Linked DNA regions of Mus musculus: all the other regions are linked to region 2. The links are chromatin loops, found by intact Hi-C in ENCODE. Cell type or tissue: heart. All regions are shown on one strand.

The links. Peaks named below come from ENCODE experiments on the same cell type or tissue, not always from the same donor. Only the 100,000 strongest peaks of a DNase experiment are listed, where the experiment ranks them.
Region 1: a loop joins it to region 2, with 4 times the contacts of the local background. A loop is called at or near these places in 7 of 42 quality-filtered maps.
Region 3: a loop joins it to region 2, with 6 times the contacts of the local background. A loop is called at or near these places in 5 of 42 quality-filtered maps.

What each region holds. Positions count from the first base shown.
Region 1 is chr10:22,644,278-22,646,777 of GRCm38, forward strand. It overlaps Slc2a12 (solute carrier family 2 (facilitated glucose transporter), member 12), which reads left to right and starts at 734. Exons shown (of 5, transcript NM_178934.4): 1 at 734-1,036. The coding sequence starts at 922. In heart, a CTCF peak has its summit at 1,078; a DNase peak (open chromatin) is centred at 964; H3K4me3 peaks cover 1,280 bases; H3K27ac peaks cover 1,374 bases.
Region 2 is chr10:22,713,376-22,715,875 of GRCm38, forward strand. The region is part of intron 1 of Tbpl1 (TATA box binding protein-like 1); the gene reads right to left. Among named protein-coding and RNA genes, the nearest start is that of Mir7663, 15 kb to the right of the region's middle. In heart, a CTCF peak has its summit at 1,384 (motif pointing left); a DNase peak (open chromatin) is centred at 1,386.
Region 3 is chr10:23,080,074-23,082,573 of GRCm38, forward strand. No RefSeq gene overlaps it. Among named protein-coding and RNA genes, the nearest start is that of Gm35179, 79 kb to the left of the region's middle. In heart, a CTCF peak has its summit at 1,402 (motif pointing left); a DNase peak (open chromatin) is centred at 1,398; H3K27ac peaks cover 322 bases.

The DNA of each region.
Region 1 (2,500 bases), 69 kb before region 2:
TGTTTATGTAAGTACACATTCATAGACCAGTAAAACACCCCTCCCTCTGGTGCCCTGATTTGTTTCATGTTACAACAGCTCCAGTCATCTCTGAATACCGAGTGTCCTCCCGCCAGCCAAGCCAGCGAGCAACCTGACAGAAGATCCTCTGTTTGCCTCGCTTTCAGGTCAACTGTGCATTTTTAAAAGGACTATCTTGCTATAAACTCAGGCTAGAAAGTGTCTAAAGAATCCATGCGACTGGAGTTGGGAGCAGGCCTTGATCCGTACCACGGGCCTAGAGAGAAAGCTATGCTAGGCATTTACCTAGACCCAAATCCCGTTGAAACAAACAACTTTTACGCTTTGTTTAAGCTGGTGAGTGTTGTGGCTTTTAGGGCAATAGGCTTGCCCACAAAAGAAATATTAATACTTTTCCTTCTGGTATGTCTTTACATAAAATGTTCCTCTTCGGCGAGATTAACTGATACCATCTGTGAGTATTTGTTCCCTACTCTTGGCTTGCAGACTTGCATTTAAATCTGCATGCTTCTTTTTCTAAGCTGCTTTTCAAATTGCGGGAACACAAGAGCTAGCCCTAGCCGGTGGCCAAACACTGCCTTTGAGTCCCAAGTCTTTTTAACCTCTTGCTTCCAACTCGCATCTAAAGGCAAAACAATCCTGGAGACACGGCCCTCCCCTTGCCTGTGATAGGCTGCTTGGAATAGCAACAGCCTGTGTCACCGAAAAGGGCAAAGCCTTCGGAAATAGAAACAAAGTTGGTTACAAATCACACTGGCTTTGCCCGAAGGTCGCCCCCCCACTCAAACCCCTCCCACTCTTCTTTAGCATGCTGCCCATGGGGACAGTGACCACTGCTGTCAGCGCGGTAGGTCTGGGTGGTCCGGTGGCGAGCGAGAAGCTGTAAGTACTACCGTGACCATGGTACCTGTTGAAAACACAGAGGGCCCCAATCTGCTGAACCAGAAGGGGAGAGAGGCGGAGACCGAAGGCAGCTGTGGAGCCAGCGGCGGAGGGCATCCTGCCTGCGCGGGAGGTAACGTGAGACGGCCGGGCTGGCTCGGGTGACCGCTAGAGGGGACAGTCGTCCCCACGAGCCCCTTCGGACTGTGCGTGTGCGTGGGAGTGCGTGTGCGCGCGCAGCCCGGGAGCGTGTCGTATGTGTGGAAACGGGAATGCAGGGTTCAGTGCGACGCGGAGTGACCCAGAGCCCTACATGCGGGGACCGAAGTCTCCTTGGGACTTTATGTATTGAAACAGGAGCTACTGCAACGATGGGCTACATCAATTTGCTTTACGTAACGCAATGTACACATTCCTCTCTCTTGGAAAGGTGGATCAGAGCCTCAGTTGTGAGCACACACCTTTTTTGCTTATTGTCGCAAACAAACGGTGTGGAACAAGTGGACATTATGAGTTATTCCGTGCCCCTAAACTGCACCCCTGTTTGTCCCTGCTTTCTTGGAAACTTGCCTTTCAAAATGAGATTCGTTGAATACTTTAACTTACCAAAGAGAACTTTAGTAGTTTTTATGGTGTTATCTGTGCTTCACCGAGATGCTTGTCTCGGTGGATTTACAATCCTCCACCTTTTTGTTTGTCCGCTTGTTTGTTTGTTTCTTGGTGCCTCTTTCTATTCATCTCTTTTTCAAGGGACTATATACTAATTGTGGTATGACAAACCCAATACAAATGACCCTCTTCTTCCTCTGCTTAATACTTTCTCATCAGCGCCACATGCTTCAATCATACATTCCATTCCCAAGTGGAATGTTACAAATAGTCGCCAATGCTCAGCGACACAGAAGTTACTCACAGCCTTCCACCTGGGAATGGGTCTACCCAAGGATGTTTATGATTTGGGAACGGAATCCACTAAGCCTCACGCGGAAGTGAAGTGGTCCCACCCCAGAAATGCCTTGCTCCAGGCTTAGGGCCTTAGCCTGATTTTCCTTCCCTCATCTAATGGAGGATGGACACCTGGGGCCATCTTTGACCTCTCTCTTTCCCCAAAGCCTTTCGGGCTGACTTTAAATTCTGTTAAGAGCAGGCAAGAGTAGTCAGATTGAAGTTGGAAAGGCCTTATCTTCACATGCCTGAGAAAATGAGCTGCAGAAGACAGCAGAGCATTGAGGTGGTGCTGGCAAACAAAGGGTTAATTAAATGGTGCCTCTGTGTCACAGTGTCACCGAGACCAAGAAGAGTAACTGCCCAGCATGGCTTTTGCAACAACCATAAAGAGTTGACTAATTTTTACCACCTACCTGTAATGTCAGTATATAGGAGGAGGAGGCAGAAGGATTTAGGCCAACCAGGTGGACATAGTGAGCCCATCTCCTCACATGCACACACGCACATGCACACCTTTAAGGTAGCTTTGAAAGCACAGTGTACCTTCATATCTTCTATTGTACACACTTACAATTATCTTCTTGGAAGGTAATGTGTAAACATGCTCATCCATCGTGAATATTTATGCAGAAGGTAATGTGAAAGGGCC
Region 2 (2,500 bases):
TAACAGTATTCTCTTATAATTTAATATAGAAATATTCTACAAAAGATACTGTGATAGTGGGTTATCAGAACCTAATATATAATATATATGTAACATGTTTTATATATATATATATATGTGTATATATATATATATATATATATACACACACACACACACATATATAATACACACACACACACACACACACACACACACACATATATAAAAAATGGAATTTCTGCCAGTTGGTAATACTGAGCTAAGCAAAGAATAAATACAGAGAAATTGCTAATAACTAAAAGTAACTAGTTTAAAACAGCATAACACATACTATGAAATATACTTTTATTGTGTGTGTGTGCGCATGTGTGAGCATGCTTTCAAAGGTCAAGAGGCATCAGCTCCCTTGGACCTAGAATTATAGGTGGTTGTAAGCTACCAGGTGGGTGCTTATATCTGAGCTCAGGTCTCTGCAAGAGCAGTAAGTAACACATACTTAATCCCTGAGCCACCTCGTCAGCACCAAGATATACTTTATGAATCGTACACAACACAAAAGCTTAGACAGAGCTTCATGTTGCTAGTGTGTCTAGTGACTCAGATTGGTCAGTGGTTAAGAGTACTGGCTGCTCTTCTCAGTTCCCACATCGGAGGCTTACCAACATCCTTAACTCCAGCTTCAGGGACTCTAGCCTCCCCGGCCTCTGTGCAGCACACACTTAACTAGTATGGAGGCCTGGAGAGAATTTATTTTGGCTGTGTGTGTGTGTGTGTGTGTGTATTTATGAATATATGTGTATATACACACACAGATACATATCATATATACGTATCAAAATGTTAATGTCTCTATTCAGAGCATTAGCATTTCTGGTAGAATATGGATTTCATTTTTGATTTTGAACTAGGCTTTCATGTAGCTTAGGCTGTACCTGAGGATGAGCATCAGCTTGTAATTTAGCAACTGAGCTATACGCCAGCTCTGAATCTGAATTCTTAAATCAACAAATCCATACTCGGCTTACTGTTAAAAAGTAAAGTAACTTCAATGTAGGTATCAACAGCTTGCACACTCTCTGTCTAGGCCTTACATTTAGAATGGCTTAACTGTTTTATCTCATTTTCAAGGAAATGCCAAGTATGACTTTGATTGGTCAAATATCTCCAAATAAACTGTTTAGAATTACAGCTGTCTTGTTTTCCTGAAATGCTACGTTCCTAGCACTCTGTAACATACACACGGAAGCAGAGCGCGCCTTCCCCTTGCATTGACTGTAGACAACACAGCATCTATCTTTAGGTCACAGACTTTCTAGCCTAGTGCTTGGTATTCACTGCAAAGCCACTGCTTCAGCAACTGCAACCTTGGATCTCCTGCAGAACACTGCCCCCTCCTGGCTCTGATGACAAACTTCATCAGAAGCAACCACACCACATTTTCCACAAGAGACCACAATAACTGCTGTCATAAAAACAAAGCACAAATAACCTTACCTTCCAATGGAAAGCCAAAAAAGTCAAACTAAATAGACCTGCTTCCACACAGCACAAGAGTCTTGCTACTCGAAGACATTGTGTTACAGCGCGGGTGTTGGGAGGGGCTTCAGAGGCTTGACCACAAAGTTAGCATCCATAATTTGAGAACTGGCCAACTTAGGGCAAAAATGGTAACAGACCAATTTACAACACATACAAGCCCACTCACACAGTCCCAAGAGAGCTCTCTTTTCTAAATGTCAGACAAATCAACACAGTTCCACACTAACACTGTATTCTCCACAAAGCAGCCATCCCACACTCTGATCCCACCCCGCTACCCAACAGTCGCCACTCCTCTGAGAAGAAGAATCCTACTTTGCCTTTTAGGAGAAGGTTCTTTCTCATCTCTGAGAAGTAGCATAAACGACAGAAGAGGGCTCGGGCTGTGGAGCTGGCCTTAACTTTGTGGAGTGATCAGTCACCTAGCTTTCTCCAAGTCTTCAGCTCCTCTTCTGTAAACTGGTGGTCATATGCATGGCCAAGGGAAGGTCATCAAGAACAGAGCATGGGCAGATGAGTCAGTCAAGAAAAGACTTGGTCTAAGGTGCTGGCTGTCTAGTGAATGCAAGGAGAGAGAAGCTACGAACAGTCACAGGAAAGACCCCAGAGTACACAATACAGGCAAAAGGAAGTCTGGAACACCAAAGAGAACAAGGAAACCTGTAGCAGAAAGCAGTCCAGAGGTGAAAGCAGCCGAGAAGGCGGCAGAAATGAGCTGGATTTTCAAACCATCACCTGGCAATGATGAAAATGTTAATAAGGTAGATAGGATTTATGAAAAGGTACGGGCAGCATGGGTGATAATATGAAAAGAAAAGCAATTTGTTGTTTAAACATTAAATTTTGATATATTAAGCTTATAAAAATACAGTATTATGTAGTAATTCTCTTTATATAGAATGCATTTTAATTTCCACTTAATGTCATTTGACCTACTCTAAACAATATCAATGAAATAACAAAATTTATATACTTGTTA
Region 3 (2,500 bases), 370 kb after region 2:
GTACCCCCAGAGCTCCTTGGACCTATACCACCAATCAAAGAAAACACATGGTGGAACTTGTGGCTCTAGCTGCATATGTAGCAGAGGATGGCCTAGTTGGTCATCAATGGGAGGAGAGGCCCTTGGTCCTGTGAAGGCTCAATGCCCCAGTATAGGGGAATGCCAGGGCCAGGAATGGGAGTGGGTGGGTTCAGGAGCAGGGGATGGGGGGAGGGGATAGGGGGGTTTTGGAAGGGAAACTAGGAAAGGGAATAATATTTGAAATGTAAATAAAGAAAATATCTAATTTTAAAAATAAGAGGTAGTGGTTATAGCTTACCTTTCAGAGTGGGTTTTATGGACACAGGGCCTATTATGTTTCTGATAAGGTTTCAAGAGTGTTAGAAGAAAAATTAAGGTCGGTAATACTTTAATTGATGCCAGAGCATCAATCTTCCTTATCAATGCTGAGATATCAGGGAAAGTTAGATTTTCATAAATAAAAGAAGGAAAAAAGAGAAATAAATAAATAATTATTTTCATGTAACATGTTTTTGCTCTCTTTGTTCCAGGCCCCTGTGCCATCCTTCAAGCCATCTACCCCAAGTTCATATCCCCAGGCCCAGAGAGATACTCTGTAGCGACTTCTTGTTGCTGTGGCTTTTTGAGTTTCATTTACGTGAACCCTATTTAATTCTATTTTGCAAGACTGAGCGTGGCGTGTCCAGGTTTGGCTGAGGGGAGGGCTGGACTTCAGTGGAAGCTGACTTGGAGGATGCCTTCCCACGCGTGACACATGTTCCATCCCTTGATCAATCGTGACACACCCCGCCGGGGCTGTTCATGGGAACTGAGCTTCTAGGCTGCACACAGCCTCACACCTCAGTGGAACAACTACACACCAGTGGTCAAATGATGACATTACTCATAGCATATGAGAAACGCTCATAGATTCTTAGACAGTCTCTCACATATGCAGATGTACACACTCCATATTCGTATGCACACACAAATTAGTGTACTTATTTTTATGTAGAAACTGGAATTTCCTGCAAGGTTTTCTTCAGAAGTATTATTTGTCCGAGTTCTTGGAAACAATATCACCCTTATCTGGCAGATAGTGGCAGTAAACACCTCGGTTCCCAGCAGGGAAGTTGCTGCTGTACAAAGGGAACAGCCGTGTTCAAAGGCCCAAACATTTCCTCTTCTGGGTGTTCTGACTTCTATTGATCTTCGATTCAGAGTAAGTCAGAACTCAAACGGCTTGCATAAGTTCTAAATGAAATAAAACATCCGATAGAGAAAGCACGTCGTGGCTGTTCCACAGGAGAACATTTCCTAAAGTTATTTTAAGCGTTGATTTGGATACTGGGACTCATGCTCGCTTTGTTAACCTTAGACAGAACGCCCTCGCCCCCTTGTGTTCGTCTGCGGTATTGCCCGTGGGAAGACAAAACCAAAGTTTCCATGAAGGGTAGGAGAAAGGTGACTGAATCAAGATTCAGTGATCCACTTACTTCTAGGACAGTAGTGTGAGGTCTTCCTGTAAACCTATGTAAGGGACAGCTTTACATCACAGACCTTAGATTTGGTTGCCGCGATTTGCTTTGTTTTTCTTCAGTCCTGAGCCACCTTATATAGTCACTCCAAGGTTTGGACCTTTTGGCATCTCAAAGTCAGTGGCTACTGGTGAAGAAAAAAAAAATTATTCCGCTTCTGTGATATGTTTGGCATTGTTTTAAATGCCAAAAGAATCGGGGAAGGGGGCACTTATCTTTCTGTTACCTGTTCTGGAATCTTTGTTTGGCGGAGGAACCTCATCTTCCACGGGCTTAAGGTAAGAAACTGCTTCCTGTTCTTAGGCGATACCAGCCATATCTGGACTCTTCTAAGTTCTGAGCATCCTCAAAGTTGTCTTGAATGTATTCGATAGTCATTCTCTATGCGATTTCCACATAGCACCAACCAATTCCAGAAGCTATGGTCCGAATGTGCATCACATGTCACTTCAAGTGACTTCCATGTGGGCTGCTTGCTGCCAAAGGGCAGGCTGAGCAACCCATTGCTTTGGGCATGCGCGTTTCCACTTGGTCAGTGACTGACAGACTGACTAATCTTTCCCAGCATTGTTCAACCCCTTGGAACTGACGGCCCTGCTTTGTATGGGGGTCATAGCAGAAGCTTTTGGCTGGGGAAATGATTCATTGCATCAGCCAAGCACCCAAGAGGCATGGTGAGGACATTTGCAGCAGGAAGGAGAAAATGTCAAAGATAAGGATATACACACTGGGAAGATGCAGCATAATACCACAGGCAAGGTCCACTAACACAGATCAGCTCAATGGCACGGCTATGGGACCAACACAGGACGCAGTCTCTAGTGTTGCCACAAGCCATGTGTGCCTGGTTTGTATTACCTGGTTCCTGTGCTTGGCACTATAATATGGCTGGACTGGACAGTCCTCAAAGGAGTTAGAGGGATTCTTTGTGTTTCTTTGTTTCTTTTGTCACTTTATTGTCT